Linked DNA regions of Homo sapiens: regions 2 and 3 are each linked to region 1. The links are chromatin loops, found by intact Hi-C in ENCODE. Cell type or tissue: PC-9. All regions are shown on one strand. Links, peaks and the distances in the headings refer to the core of each region. The heading gives the core; the rest is flanking DNA.

The links. Peaks named below come from ENCODE experiments on the same cell type or tissue, not always from the same donor. Only the 100,000 strongest peaks of a DNase experiment are listed, where the experiment ranks them.
Region 2: it touches region 1 in a loop (6-fold over the local background); 5 of 110 quality-filtered maps call a loop at or near these places.
Region 3: it touches region 1 in a loop (10-fold over the local background); 68 of 110 quality-filtered maps call a loop at or near these places.

What each region holds. Positions count from the first base shown.
Region 1 is chr2:65,550,538-65,555,951 of GRCh38, forward strand. It overlaps the pseudogene VTRNA2-2P. Among named protein-coding and RNA genes, the nearest start is that of LINC03050, 49 kb to the right of the region's middle. In PC-9, for the core only: CTCF peaks have their summits at 2,909 (motif pointing left) and 3,113; DNase peaks (open chromatin) are centred at 2,874 and 4,394; H3K27ac peaks cover 740 bases.
Region 2 is chr2:65,365,727-65,371,140 of GRCh38, forward strand. The region is part of intron 1 of SPRED2 (sprouty related EVH1 domain containing 2); the gene reads right to left. Among named protein-coding and RNA genes, the nearest start is that of SPRED2, 64 kb to the right of the region's middle. In PC-9, for the core only: no CTCF peak of the experiment used is centred there; DNase peaks (open chromatin) are centred at 1,065 and 1,975; H3K4me3 peaks cover 393 bases; H3K27ac peaks cover 2,061 bases.
Region 3 is chr2:65,434,032-65,439,445 of GRCh38, forward strand. No RefSeq gene overlaps it. Among named protein-coding and RNA genes, the nearest start is that of SPRED2, 4.1 kb to the left of the region's middle. RefSeq lists silencers at 1,679-1,918, 2,079-2,198, 2,565-2,723 and an enhancer at 3,318-4,124. In PC-9, for the core only: no CTCF peak of the experiment used is centred there; DNase peaks (open chromatin) are centred at 1,950, 2,420 and 2,870; H3K4me3 peaks cover 2,480 bases; H3K27ac peaks cover 2,325 bases.

The DNA.
Region 1 (5,414 bases), core at 1,902-4,401:
AGGAGATTTCTGAAGAAAAGCCTCCACATCTGGCCTCAGGAAGCCCTGCTCAGGAGGGCAATTCTTGCTTGAGGGTGTCCTGGCAAGGGAGCTTTGGAGCAGGAAAATCATCTGGTCATCAGAGTTCAATCATTCTTACCACCCTTGATGGCACTTTGAACCACACCAGCTCAGTGGACTGTGAAGGTTTGTTTCATAGAAGAATTTGGGGCCAGGCGCAGTGGCTCACGCCTGTAATCCCAGCACTTTGGGAGGCCGAGGCGGGCCGATCATGAGGTCAGGAGATTGAGACCATCCTGGCTAACACGGTGAAACCCCCTAAAAAATACAAAAAAAAAAAAAAATTAGCCTGGCGTGGCGGTGGGCGCCTGTACTCCCAGCTACTCGGGAGGCTGAGGCAGGAGAATGGCATGAACCCGGGAGGCAGAGCTTGCAGTGAGCCGAGATCGTGCTCCAGCCTGGGCAACAGAGCAAGACTCTGTCTCAAAAAAAAAAAAAAAAAAAAAAAGGAAATTTGGGCTGGAGGGTGATGGAAAAGCCAGAAGGTACGAACTCTACTCAAGGCATAAAATTTGAAGGCTGCCTGGGCCTGCCCTAACTCCACCCCAGCCCATTTATGGATATGTCCCCATTTCTGCTTCATTGGAACAAGAATGCCAGGACAGTTTCTTTGCTGATGGGCTTCTAGCATAATATATCTCTTTACTATCACAGATTTATATTCCTCATAGTCTACACCAAAGAGCCCAGGGTGGAGTGGAAGATGCTGCAGAGTTATTGCAAGGGGGTCTGTGACCCGTGCAACAAGCCCTGCCTGTAGAGCAAATATATCTTGCCTTACGCATGTACGTTCTACTATTTTTCAAATGCATATTTCACACTTCTATGTTCTACTGTTTTTCAAATATATATAAATACTACTGTGATTACAATAAAGGGATTGATTACAAAGTGTGGAATTCAGAGTGAATTGTCATTCCTCTGCTACTCTTGCCTCAAACCACAACCAATGTCAAATCAGTCGCCTAGCTTGCTTCCGATTTCTTCCTACTTCCACCTCTTCAGTCAAGAACCAGGCCTTGTCAGTTACTCCTTCACAGTCTCACATATGTGTCCTTTCTTCAGCCTTTGTCACCCAACGCTAGCCCTTATCACTCCTCCACTCACGGGGACCAGGGCTGCCCACGTGGTCCCGAGGCCTGAATCCAGAGCGTCCCTCCCACTGCCACCAAGTACATCTTCCTACTGGCCCACACAAGTCCTTGGTGTCAAAATATTTAGGGCTTCCAGTCTCCTTAACCTGATATCCCACCTGCTTTACAGTGTGGCATGAAGAACTATCTCTTGAACACAAAACAAGTCACCTTATCATTTACATTGTCTAATATTTAAAAAACAACTTTTAAAAACCAGTTTTGTGGCCAGGCATGGTGGCTCACGCCTGTAATCCCAGCACTTTGGGAGGCCGAGGCGCGTCATGAGGTCAGGAGTTTGAGACCAGCCTGGCCAACACATCGAAACCGCGTTTCTTCTAAAAATACAAAAATTAGCTGGGCATGGTGGCGGATGCCTGTAATCCCAGCTGCTAGGGAGGCTGAGGCAGGAGAATTGCTTGAACCCAGGAGGCAGATGTTGCAGTTAGCCAAGATTGCACCACTGAACTCCAGCTCCGGCAGCAGAGTGAGACTCTGTCTCAAAAAAAAAAAAAATCAGTTTTGTGTTCCATTAAAATACATTAAGTCGGGTGTGGTAGCATGTGTCTGTAATCCCAGCACTTTAGGAGGCTGAGGCAGGAGGATCCCTTGAGGCCAGGAGTTGGAGACCAGCCTGGACAACATAGCGAGACCCTGTCTCAAAAAAAAAAAAAAAATAGGACAGCAACTGAGACTTAATAAAAATGTCTTCCATGTATTTTTTCTAAAACCAGTTAATTTATATTTGTGGAATAATTTTGTGCTCACTAAACATGTACATACAACGCTATTATGGACTTCAATGAACAGAAAGCTTTTTCCATTGTTTCCAGATCACTCTTTCTCTCTCTTTTTTTTTTTTTTTTTTTTGAGACGGAGTCTGGCTCTGTAACCCAGGCTGGAGTGCAGTGGCGCCATCTCGGCTCACTGCAAGCTCCGCCTCCCGGGTTCACGCCATTCTCCTGCCTCAGCCTCCAGAGTAGCTGGGACTACAGGCTCCTGCCACCACGCCTGGCTAATTATTTTTGTATTTTTAGTAGAGACGGGGTTTCACTGTGTTAGCCAGGATGGTCTTAATCTCCTGACCTCATGATCTGCCCACCTCGGCCTCCCAAAGTGCTGGGATTACAGGTATGAGCCACCGCGCCCAGCCTCTCTCTTTTTTTTAAAGAACAGGTGTTCGCCAGGCACGGTGGCTCACGCCTGTAATCCCAGGACTTTGGGAGGCCAAGGCGGGCGGATCACGAGGTCAGGAGTTCGAAACCAGCCTGGCCAACATGGTGAAACCCCGTCTCTACTAAAAAAATGAAAATTAGCCGGGCGTGGTGGCATGTGTCTGTAATCCCAGCTACTCAGGAGGCTGAGGCAGGAGAATCACTTGAACCCGGGAGGCAGAGGTTGCAGTGAGCCAAGATCGCGCCACTGCACTCCAGCCTGGGCGACAGAGCGAGACTCTGTCTCAAAACAACAACAAAAAACAAACAAACAACAACAACAACAACAACAAAAACAGGTGTTCACCTCTTATTCCCTTGAAATAAGTTGTTGAAAAATCCTGTTGTTCTACACAGCCCTGCTCACCAAACAGTGTGAGAGCTGTGGGCTTGGTTTACCGCCCGCAGGTTCTGATCCCACGTCTTCTTTGCCCTGGTTGGAGAAGGGATGTGAGGAGCGGAGAAGCCGTGGCCCAAACAGGACCTGCTGGCTCCCTCTTGTGGAGAATAGGGAGAAAACATGCGGGAAGAAAAGGGGCTCTGTATATCGGCGAATACTATTTTACTGAAACAACCCCGGGAAATGTGATCTGAAAAATATGGTCTGAGACAGAGTTGTATTTTGCTGTGTATTGCAAAAGGGATTGGAAGTCACTGGGTGGGGGAGTATAAATTGAATAACTAGAATACGCAGAAGATTAAAAAAATTTTAGCCCATCATTTTGTTGTTGGCCCAGAGTAAACCTCTCTCCCAGGGCAATTCATAAGGAACAAACTGGCTTGGGGATCTCTTTTCCCCCCTCTTTCCCTTCTCGTGGTGGGAGGAGGAACAGAATTACCCAAAGGGGTGCCGCGGCTGAGGTGTATGTTCCTGGCAGGGATAAGGCACGGGCGCCTTGGCTCACCCAACAGTCCGGGCAGGCCTCCAGGGTCCTGCGTGTGGACACCAAATACCAAAAACCAACTGAATTGTATGCTTTAAAGTGATGGATTTTATGGTATGCAAATTACATCTCAATTTTAGAAAGGAAATATTTTATTGAGCCAGTTGTTAACTTGATTTAAAAATTGTATTCAGACACATGGTACAACACGTGGGCCTCATTTGTACTCTTGCCCCTGGGGTCCTGCAAATGTCACCAAGGAGTCTGCACATCGAGGTGTGAAATGGCAGTGGGTGCTTTGTCAACTCAGATTTTCAAGGAACCTGGAGCTTAGCAGTTGAGGTGGAGAGTGGTAGGAAATAAGGCTGGATCATAGACAAGGCCAGGTCCTGGAGGGCTTATGAACTGTGAGATGAACTCAGCCTTTATTGGAGGTGAGTGGGATGGACAGGTCTTAGTTGTAGGTTGGCAGTGAGGAATCTTTTTTTTTTTTGAGATGCAGTCTCACTCTGTCACCCAGGCTGGAGTGCAGTGGTGTGATTTTGGCTCACTGCAACTTCTGCCTCCCGGGTTCAAGTGATTCTTCTGCCTCACCCTCCTGAGTAGCTGGGACTACAGGTGCATGCCACCACAGCTGGCTAATTTTTGTAATTTTAGTAGAGTCGGGGTTTCACCATATTAAGCCAGGCTGGTCTTGAACTCCTGACCTCGTGATCTGCCCGCCTCGGCCTCCCAAAGTGCTGGGATTACAGATGTAAGCCACCACGCCTGGCTGATTTTGCATTTTCAAATAAACAGCCATACCTTTTTACTTTCCACTCTAGCAGCTGGTGGGGAGGACAGATCTGAGAGGGACCGTTCTGGAGTCATCGAGGGCAGTCGGCTGTTGCATTCATCTAGGAGAGAGGTGTGCCAGGCCTGAACCCTAAGGCAGTGACAGTAGAAATAAGGCAGAGGAGAGGGCAGGTCATGGAAATGCTTAGCCATAAACTCAGAGGCATGGGGATAGTGGTGGAGTGTGTGGAAGAGAAGGTGGGGGAAGAGTCAAAGGTGACTCATCATTGTGGGTAGTGGTGGCAAAAGTGGGCAGGCTTGGGGCATGTGGAGGGAGAGGACCTGCTGACTGAGAAAATGACCAGTGGGTGTTAGATAAGAAGAGGTCAAGCCCGGAGGCTGGGGTGTGGAGTCTTCATCATATCCTACTCAACCACAAGTTGGGTGAAGATGAACTCTCGTGGTGCTTGAGGGGAAGGATGAGGTTGGTCCCTTGGGAAACACCAGTGTCATCTAGAGCAAGAAGTGGGAGACCCAGCCTGCCGCAGAGTGTTCTAAGAAGGGCGTGGTCAGTGGACCAGATGCCATAAGACCATCAAGGAGAATCAGGAGGTACAAGCCCTGGATTTAGTGACAGTGATGATGATGAGTGCCTTTTGCCAGCTGGTACATTTCAGCGGGATGTTGCATGAAACAGCCGGGTCTCAGTGGGCAAGGAACAAGTGTGAGGCCAGGAAGTGGAGGCAGAGAGTGCAGTCGACTGCAAAGGGCATGACTCCGAGCAGCAGAAGGATGGGTTGAGGGAGGGCTTTTTTTTTTTTTTTTTTTTTTAAAGATCAGAAAGCACCTGCAGGATTCAAACCCCAGCACAGGGAGTTAGAGAGACAGAAAGTCTGGCATGAGGAAGTAACCACTTGAGCCAAAGCTGACCCAAGGGAGGGCTTCATCTAAGGGAGAAGAGGAGGTGGTTACATCATTGCGTTTTATTTATTTATTTGCTTTTTTTTTTTTTGAGACGGAGTCTTGCTCTGTTGCCCAGGCTGGAGTGTAGTGGCGTGATCTCAGCTCACTGCAACCTCTGCCTCCCTCCTCAGCCTCCCAAGTAGCTGGGATTAAAAGCATGCACCACCACGCCCAGCTAATTTTTGTAGTTTTAGTACAGACAGGGTTTCACCATGTTGGCCAGGCTGGTCTTGAACTCTTGACCTTAAGTGACCCACCTGCCTCGGCCCCCCAAAGTGCTGGGATTACAGGCGTGAGCCACCGTGCCAGGTCTTATTTGCTATTTTTAATAAAAATATTAATGTACGTGGTAAAAAAATCAAACACTACAGCAAATGTATAAAATG
Region 2 (5,414 bases), core at 1,012-3,511, 190 kb before region 1:
GACTCACAAAGTATTTTTTTAAAATATGAGGAGACACTGAATAGACTGTCAACACACATAGGAATGTTTAATACACTCAAATAAATAAGATATGTGCTTTAACTAGTCAGACATTGTTTAAATTTAGTGGGTGAAGAAAGAGAGAGGGTCAGACAGGCAGACACAGCCTCCCAATTATGCAGAATGATCCTTCAGATCATGTGAACGCTATAATTAAATGTTGCTACCAAATCCCCACTACCCTTTCTCCCACCTAGAAAAAGTTAATGCATGAATTCAGTATGAGCAAATTGTGATTTATAAAAACAAACAAACAAACAAACAAACAAAACCCACCCTATTCACTCCGTAGGGGAATAAAGCTTTCTTGCATTAAGTCACGCATCATGGGGGTAGGAAAAAAGCACAGTACTGAAAGAAATCCAACGTAACACAATAGTAATTGTTAGACCACCTCCTTCAGCTCACCTCTGCTTATTCATTTGTTTTAAAGCTCTACACTACCCACCCAAGAGGTATACCATCTCTGCAAGCTGTTTCCTAGGCAGCATCTTTTAGATTCAGGACTTAATAATAAAAAACAACAACAACAACAACAAAACATTTCTATCAGAATATCTAAGGAGAAATTTGTTTTCAGAAAGAGGCATGAGAGGCTAAGAGCTCTGTGTCTATCAACAGACCAGAGGTTACCTATCTGTCCTTGCACGTGGGCACACACAAATACAAACACATACACACTGTGGTCCTCTACAACTAGGATAAATTTTCTCCTTTAAAAAAATGCTAAAAGCAGGCACCAGAAAGGTTAAGAATAAGAGAACAATGAAAAAATAAAGTTCATGTAAACAGTAAGCACGTACCTGCCAGGCGATGCCATTTCCTCTACATTGTGGAGCCCGAGTGCTGGGTATTAGCATTATTGCTACTATAAAGCTTCCGATAAAAATGGATCGTCTCTTGCTGACCTGAGAACCAGCTGGCTGCCTGAGAAGTGGTTTCCCCCATATATGATTCAGTCTCCTTGACAAATATACTGCATTGTACCGGATGAGTCATCCGAGGGTTAGTCCGCATTTTATAGGCCTGTTGTGTCATTACTCACATTCAACATCCTGCTTCTCAAAAGTGGAAACTGGAAGCCTGACAGCTGACAGATGCGTTTTCCAATTAAAATATTGTTTTAAAAATTCCTGTAAGTTATGATTACCAATCATTGATGAAAGGATGAAATGCCCAGGAAGCAAATGGCACAGTTCAATACCTGAGATTACATTCTGGAGAACCACAAGTGCAAATTCTTCACCTGCCCCCAGCCCCAAACCAAAGAATTTCGTCCAAAGTTGAGAGCAAGGATCCCTCTCTTTAAAGTTATCAGCTGAATTCGTGTAGGCATGGACTTGTTGATTCTTGTGCTGTGAGGTTACCCAGCTGCAGAAGCTATGTAAAAAGTATACATCAAAATTTTGGTCCTGGATTAATTTTATAGGTGGGATAGTGGCATTGTGTTTATAAAATGTCTACTTTTTTAGAGAGGCATGTTGAAGTATGTTAGGGGTAAAATGATATGATATCTGGGGTTTGTTGTGAATATTTTAGCAAAAAATAAATAAGGGACGGGGTAAAGAAATGTGGCAAAATCTTGATAAATGGTTGCATCTGTGTAGTGCGTATATGCAGGCTGACTGTATTTCTCTTTTTTGAAGTATCTTTGAAAATTTTCATAATAAAATGTTTTTAAAAATTAAAAAAAATTTTTTTTTCAGTCCCTGCAATCTAATTTATACCTAAACAAGGCACTTTTCTAGTTAGGTATAGAGCTACCACACATGTGAGTGTGGGAGCTGAACTTGAAGTTGTTTCTGCCTTCCAGCTGGGAGGTATGATACATGTATCCTGCGGCTGTTGTGAGTGTTGCATCAACCTCCTGAACAAACGCCTAGTGCCTTCTCCTCCCAGGGCGATCTGGTGATTGTTTCCTTATGCATTCTCTGAGGACACAAGCCCTGGCTTCATGGCTCAGTGTTAACGTTATGAAGGAGAGGTGACTATACCCAGCTTCCTTACAAGGTTTTGGAAATGCTCCATGAGAGGTTATGTAAGTCACATCCATAGTCTCTTAAACCAGCAGGCCCTTTGGTAATGTGGCACAGGGTTTGCTTGACTCACTTAATGTTCAAATTGGGTGTCTTAAACCATCTGGAGGAGGAAGAGCTTTGATTTAGTGGCTGACAAAAAAAAAATCCAGATATGGAAGCTCCAATGTATGTGAAATAAAACCACTGTTGAAACTGGCTGTCACTTTAAAAACTATCCATATTGATGCGCTGTGAAAACATGACAAGTCACCACAGGAAACAAAATAGAGGGGTCACTAAAGCCCAGAGCTCCTGCATGGCCCCCTTAGTCCTGAAACTTAAAAATGGAAGCATGTTTCAGGCTGAGGTTCACACCTCAGCAAACAGCTGACTCTAATTCTTAAAGGACCCTGTCTAATAGGACTTCAAACTGGCTCCAAATGGTTGGGACAGTCCCATCCAACATCAAATTACAACCTCACTAATCCAGACTGATTAGGATTGTGCATGGGCCTCAACTGAAGACTTCCTTGGCTTTGACAATTCTTTCCTCCTCACGAGGACTGCAGGCTGCAGCCTTATCAAAATGTTTCCTTGAAATTTTATAACTTTTCACACACTTGAAAAGCATAATTTACCTTAATGCAGCAGGTAGAAATGGGGGAAATTAATAAACTTGTAGTCTAATTTGAGTTTCTATAGTATTTTGGAGAAATAAGTTCACAGTTCATTGAAGAATTTTATAATTCAGATTTCAGTAATGAAAAATACAAAAATAATAGCAATAATAATGTGTGCACACATGCACAAACAATGAGAATAAGGCAAAGATAGTAAAATGGTAACAAATGGGGAAATGAGAATAGGGGAGTCCTTCATACTGTTCTTGCAACATTTCTGTAATTATGAACTGTTTCAAAATAAACTTAAACATTCACAAACACACAGGAATGAATATATATAACCCCTATTCCTAAAAAAATTAAAAAAGAGATTATTGGGTGCAGTGGCTCATGCCCGTAATCCCAACACTTTGGGAGGCTGAGGTGGGAGGACTGCTTGAGGCTGGAGACCAGCCTGGGCAACAAAGTGAGACCCTGTCTCTACAAAAAATACAAAAAGTAGCTGGGCATGGTGGTGCATGCCTGTGGTCCCAGCTACACAGAAAGCTGAGGCAGGAGGATAGCCTGAACCTGGGAGGCTGAAGCTGCAGTAAGCTATGTTTGCACCACCGCACTCCAGCCTGGGTGATGGAGCAAAAGACCATGTCTCAAAAAAAAATGATTTTTTAAGTATTTAATAATCACCACAGTTACTGTTGCTGACATGCCCACCCATTTGAAAAATATTGGACCATAAAGAAATTTACCAAAGTGTTAACACTGGGAAATGCCTCTGGGTTTGGGTTTCTCAAAGGATATTCCTTATAAACATTTTTATAAGGGGAGACACATACATACACATACACACACACACACATACACACACACATGCACACATTTTGGGAAAACATCATACTATATCCCTGAGAATATTGTTCAAGTTTTTCTAGGCTTGCATTTTCCAAATTTATTTGACCACAGAATCCCCACCCCCAACCCCCACTACCATCCCAATAAGCCTGAAGAAAGAACTTTGGTGGTGATAGCATATGCGATACTTTTCCCCTGATCTTTTACTTTTACTCTAAGTTTTCTTCAGAACACATTTTACTCATTATAACAACAAAGGCATCAAAACATGGTTCCTACCATCTTTAACAGACATTTCTGTTTGGTCGACTTGCATGCTAATGATACCACTATTTAGAAAACAACTTAATTATGCAATTTCTAGTCTCCCCTGACCACAGAGCAGCTTCAGGTCTAATTCTGGCTTAGAGGTAGGGAAACAGCAGAAGCTGCTCTGTGCCACCAGCAGCTGAGGAGCCTGCACCTGTGTGCAATGGCTTGGCAGCTCATGCCAGTGCTGGGCCTGGGTGAGGCCATTCCAAGGAGTAGTATAGCTTGCTGAAGGCCTGGCTCCACCTCACTATTTTCAGAGCACAGGGTCTTAGAACCTGGAAAGCAGCCTGGACATATATGTCTTCTGCCTCTGAGCTCTCCAGGACTTCATGTATTCATTTCCTAGCACTGATCCTCGGCAGGTAAGAAGCAAAACTAGCTGTAACTATACAGCAAAACTTTAGCTATATATGTATATAACTTAAGTCCAAATACTGGCTTATGTCAGGATCTAAAAGAAAATGCGGATATCAATGATGCAGGTACTGTAGGCTGACTGTATTGTGTAGTGGTATAAAGCATGAGTTTGGAGTGAAATTTACTTGTTCCAAATTCAACCTTGCCTACACTTAATGTTATTTAACTTCTCTAAGCCTCTGCTTCCTTACCTGTAAGATGGGTACAATACTATTAATAATCTTACAGAATTGTTTTGAATGGTATAAATGCGACCATTCGCAACAAGTACTTAGCATAGAGCCTGGCCACATACAGAACACTCATCAATTTATGTGAACAACGACAATGATTATTAGTAAATTTTATGAATTTAGACTCTCTCAGAGGTGGGCAAATTATGGCCAGCCACACATTCGAGTGTTTATATGCTGTCTATGGCTGCTTGAGAGCTACAAAGGCAGGACTGAGCAGCTGTGACAGAAACCATACGGTCCCCAAAGCTGAAAATATTTACCATCTAACTTTCATAGAGAAAATTCGTTGACCCCCAGTGATCAACATTTGGGTGAATAAAGAACCAGATCTTTTTCCTACAGAAATGTTGGTTGTTGGTCCCTTATTCTCCTCAATGTCCCAATTTAGAATCAGATACAAGAGTGTTATTTATAGTGATTTGGTCCACAGGATCTGTAGTTCACACTTTCCTTATAATGCAAAACACATACACAGCTTTCTGTCTTGCGGTAGGAGGGGAAATCTACAGTGCCTGAGGTTGCCTGTTGGTCTTTCCATCTCCCCTCTTTCCTGACCAGCCCATTCAGAAAGGACCTCCCCTATTTCAGAGTCCAGTGATTCCAGCTGAAGTGTATGAGTCCACAGCCATCCTCCCCTCCCCCGAAGTCACATTTGTGCATTATGTAGAAACCACACATGTCCCCAGAGGTTGAAGCAAGAGGTGAAAGATGATCTGGAAGAGGCATGCAGGAAACTAAGCAAACAGAAATGAAGGATGCTTTCAAGGGGGCTGAATAGCCACACACAGGATTAACAAGGCAGTGAGGGCCTTCAGAAATGAGGGCTACAGCCACCCTGTCGCTGCCCGTAAGAGCTCAGTAAGGAAAATGAGGGCCAACCCAGAAAAATGAAGAACGTG
Region 3 (5,414 bases), core at 1,012-3,511, 120 kb before region 1:
ATTAAATATTTGCCTCAGGCTGGGCGCAGTGGCTCATGCCTGTAATCCCAGCACTTTGGGAGGCTGAGGTGGGCGGATCACCTGAGGTCAGGCGTTTGAGACCAGCCTGGCCAACATGGCAAAACCCTGTCTCTACTAAAAATATAAAAATTAGTTGGGTGTGGTGGTGGGCACCCATAATCCCAGCTACTCAGTAGGCCGAGGCAGGAGAATTGTTTGAACCCAGGAGGAGGAGGCTGCAGTGTACCGAGATTGCACCATTGCACTCCAGCCTGGGCAACAAGAGCAAAACTTTGTCTCTAAATAAATAAATAAATGCCTCAAATTTAGTATTCCTAAAATTTACATACATATAAGAGCCACAAATGCTCCAAAAAGTTTCACCTTGAGTCAGGGATAAACTGGTGGTTTACTCCAGGCTTTGTGCTTATCACAGCCATGATCTCTGTAGACATGGAGTAGGGTTCACGCTGGTGATGTGTGGTGGTGGGGAGGGCATGAACCAGGGGATGGAACAGCTTGGTTCTGGTTTTCTCCTAGCAGTCCTGAGACCCCGAGTGAGTTTCTTTATAAAACAGGAATAACAAGGCCAAGCTTGTCTTTATCAGTTTTTGAGGCCATTGAGAGTTCCTGAGAAAGTACTAAGCAAAGGCAAGATCTCATTGTCTTCCAAATCCTCAGATGGCTAAGGAATCTACCCAAGTCTCACCTTTGGCCATGGTTGCTCTTCTCCCTGGGAGTGCTGAAAGAGATCCCACCCTGTTATTCCTGAACTTCCCAGAACACAGGCACTTACCCATGTCAAAATTATCCACCCTGTGGGCATCTCTTGGGCTCCACCCTCCAGTTTCAAGGTACACAAATGGCAAGGTGGCAGGTGAGGTGATTAATTTCTGCAGGTAGGCCAGCTCTATGAGCAGGTTAAATTGGTGTCATCACCACTCACTCAGCCAGCTCTCTGCTTAATAGCAGCGAACGACTGGCCCAGCCTATGGACCAGGTTGCCAGGGGAACAATGATAAATATTCTGAGGTCCAGAAGTCCCCAAGTCCCCACTGGGATCACCTGGTACCATACTCCAGCTGGGCTATCTCAGGCAGGCCCTTAGGTCCACTGAGCCTTGGGTTCAGTGTCTGTTGGGTCGGAATAGTACCCACAACATAGGGTTGCTGGGAATCTTAAATGGGCTATACAGATTCCTGATAGCCCTTTCCTCTCTCTGGCCAGCTGGTTTACCAAATGCCCCCCTCCACTCTGTCCTTCATGTTCCTTTAAATGAAGCCTGCCAGTTCTCTTCTGTCTTGTTCAACACCCAAAAGGGGCCTTTTGATGGAAACATTACTAGCAGGTCACTTCTTGGTCCTCCCCATCAATTACTGTGGTTGAGGCAAGTCTGACTCCTGCAGCTCCATAGAATAAATGAGGACATTGGGCGAATAACTCAGATATGTCTGTTGATCTGAACATCAAGGTGTTATCAAAGTCCATTGGATTGTTGCTGGAATAGGGGATATCACAGATTTAGGGCTTTAATTGATGTCACTGCTGAAAGAGCTAAGGACCCACATCCCTGTCTCTCCCCACAACCGGCAGAACAGGGGGCTGCGGGAATCTCTGAACACGATCAAATCAATAGTGCTCAGTCAGAGTAGGATCGTAAAGCTTCAAAAGTAATATCGATCTGCTCACAACTTCACGCAAACCCAGCGGGGCCCCCAGCAGGTCCCCCACCTACAGGCTTCTCAGTTCCGAGTCCTGGGCGAGGGAGCACCCCCACCCCGGCCCTTCCCGCGGGCTGCCCGGAAAGTCCGGAGCGCGGAGCCGGAGCGACCCTCCGCGGCCGGGGACGGGCATGCTCAGTAGCCCCGCAGGTCCTGTTTCACTGGGAAGCCGTCCGCGGCCCCCACCCCTCCCGCCTGGCTCGGGCGCCAGGAGAAGCGGACATTTTAGCCTCCTCTGCAATCCGCTCTCTCGTTCGTGTCCTTCTCCCCCCTCTCGTCCGGTAGGGCCGGCAGTGTAGATTTCCCCAGGGGCGGGGGTGGGATCTGAGCAATCACTCGCCCTCCCCCCTCCCAGGGGCGGGGAGGGGGTGATTTAGGGAGGACTCCACGGGGCCCAAAGGTTCGCACCGCCCCGCCGCGGCCCAGCCTGCAGAAGCCCCCCGCTGCCGCGGCGCCCCCGCTCCCCGCCCCGCGAGGCGCGCGCAGCTGCGCCCGGGCCTGTCCTCGCTTCACCCCCACTCTGCCCCTTCGGTATTTCTCAATGACCGGCGCTCCGAGGACACTTCCGACGCGGAGGGAGGGGGTGTCATTAGCGCTCGGTTATCAGTTCCTTCCGGTCTCCCCGAGCTCAACCCTGCGCGCGGCCGGGCCGCGCCTCGGGCGATCTGGTGCCTTTATTATGATGTTTAAGTAAGCAGTCGTGTGTGCCAAGTGAGTTTGTAGCCCAGCTGTCTCCCCCAAGCCCCGCTGGCAGGAATGGAAACCCAAGCTCTCTCGTAATGCAGGGGATGATGCAAACTTAGAAACTGACCCGGCGCCCGGGAATGAGGCCCCCCCGCCCCGGGCGTGCGGCGGCCCAGTCGGGGCATGAATGGCTGGAGCCCGATTGCATAATCCGCGCGGTATAAATAGCCGGCGGGCGGGCCGCTGACGCGCTCGGTTGTGCCGTTATCGTGCAATGCTTCATCCCCGGTGCCGTTCAATCCCAGGTCGTTTTCCCTTTCAGCTGCAATGCCGGGATTTTAAATAGCAGAGATGAAAGGCCCCTGCCCCCGCCTCCCTCCTCCCCTGAGTTCATGTATTATGAATGAAACGGCAGCCTCGCTGCTTCCTGAGGTGCTCCACTTCAGGTAGGAGAGAGACTCAATGTCAAGGCAGCTGGCTACTAAAAGTTGGGTGTGTGCGCGCGTTGGGGAGGGACGGAGACCAGGAAATAATTGACAGGCTGGGAAACATTCTTTTCGAGAAAATGTAACCGCTCAGGGTTTGCCTCTGGAGTTTCAGTTTACAACTGTACAAGCCTCAGTCAATTTAAGAATGGATTATGCAAAGGGGCTTTCGACTGCGGCTTGCTCGCCCTCACACCCTAGGCCGCTGTCTCTGTGGAAAGTGCTGTTTCATTCAGAGGAGCTGGTTTCTGCCCTCCCAGGGAGGCAGCACACATCCCCTCTCCCCTCTCATCCCCCACTTTAAGATGAGCCCTGAGAACCCTTGAGGGTCTCGAGAAAAGCGAATGCTGGTCACTGTAGCCATTCTCTAGTTCCAGAACCTCTTGGAAGCCTCAGCGAGGTCCAAAGCTGAGTAAGTTTTAAAACGTATTTTTTTTCCAACAGTTTTTCAACAATAGGTAGTCATTTTAAAAATTAAAGGATGAAGCAAGTTTTCGTCTTCTCATGAATACCAGATTTCAACTTAATTTCTTAACATAAAAATGGCCAGTTCTTCACAAATGCATTTCTGACATGTGAAGGGCAATGGTCAAGGTCATGATTTTTTTCACTGGATACCCATTGCTCCAGTCTGCCTTGAAAGCACCAGGGCTCTATGAGGCAGTGGGGATACAGGAGTGAAGAAACCCAGGCTCCTTCCCTCCAGGGATTCGGTCAGCTGGGGCAACAGGCATGTAAAAAACACATGAGGCCGCGAGGTAACAGCTCTGAAAAATGGAGTAAGCAGAAGAGAAAGCAGGGGTCAGGGAAAGGATCCTTGAAAGATGCTGGGAGTGCCCTTAGATAACTGGAAGGGGAGAGATCTCGGGGATAAAGAGCCGGGTTACCACAAAGGCCCTAGGTGCGAAATAACTTTGGGAGGAGGGGGAAGGAGGTGCGGGAAAGGGTGGAGAAGGGTAGAAGCCAGGTCAGGGAGGTCACACAGGCCTTGCTGAAGAAGGTTACCCTTTATTTTGAAATCATGGAACCTTTTGTAGTCGATTCACAGCTGATCTTTGTCTAGTCCCAGATCACTGCAGTGGCTCCCAAAGTTATGCAAATGTGGGGCAAGTGGGCATCCATTGTTCTGGGATTAGGGCATCAAACCAAATTCACAAACTGACAGCTCCTAGGCCAGATAAGGCCCCAGACAAGTTTTGTTTTGCCTGTTTTTTTTTGTTGTTGTTGTTGTTTTTTAATCAAGCTAACAGCTTAAAACCAGAATATTTCACATAAAACTCAATATTTTTGGTTCCTCCTGAAAAAAATTAAAGACTTAGCAACTGTGAGTGCCAGATTTCTGCGGGGTAACAGTGGATGGTTGCTGAGTGGAGGCTGCCCTGTCTGTCAGGCTTCTGGCTCCTGGAGGCATTTGAGCTTTTGACCCCTGGCATAACAGGATGTTTTGTGACTGGGTGAAGGCCCCACTCTGAGACCCCAGGCTGGTAGAGCTTGTCACTGGGTAAAAGCAATTTGCATGAGGAGCGCTGGGCCTCTTGGGAGGCCAATCCCCAATCTCCTTACCAAAGACACTGTATTCTACCTAGGCAGGCAGCCCACAGGCAGGGAGCAGTGAGGCTCCTAAAATAACAATGAACATTGATCCCAGCTTGGGCTCTGTTTCTAGGGAACCCAACCTAAGAGAAGTAGGCTCTCTCCCACCAGGGGAGCTGGAGGGGCTCAAGTGATCAGCTGAGAAAATCACCAAATTTGTGGAACAAGTTTTACAAGTTACATAACCAAATAGTTTAAGCAGGGAATGCTAGGCTCAGGTTTTATACTTTAATAGGTTATTCTAGGCTTGAAGGATGGTTTGTTGGGAGCAGAGCAAAGACTGGTTTGGGAGAAATTTTCCTCTTCCATGACAGGAGTAACAATGCATGATAAAGCACAGTGACAAGGGCCATGGAAAGAAGTAACCAATTCCAAAGACACAAATGGGGTAGAAATGACTTGGCTTTATGATCTGTTAGATATGGGGGCTCATTGAGAGGTCTAGGATAAATTCCAAGTTTCTTTCCCTTTTCCTTGGGAAATTGGGTGTTTTCTGGTCTCTTAACATGATTAGGGTAATAAGTGGGGAGTAGGAAGAAGGCTGGGATCACTCAAGATGGAGAAGCACGATGAGCAGTTGCTGCCACACAAGTCTGGGACCCACACAATAGGTCAGAGACTGAGGGATATACATAGGACAAGACTGAGTGCAGCAGATCCTGGAGGTGGAGATGGGGAGACAGTTCCCTGAATACATCTTTTGAGCAACTGGATTCAATCTTGCCTGAAGCCTGAGGATGATCTGGACTTTTAAGATGTAAAAGCCAATATATTGTTTTTTGCTTGAGCTAGGTTGAGTTGGGCTTTTGTCACTTGGAGCCCCCAAAATTCTAGCTAACAAAGTAGAAAACCATACTTTGGATAGTGAAAAAGATTGAGAGGAACTAAGGAATGGAACATAAGGGGAATTTTAGAATGTGTGTTTGCAATT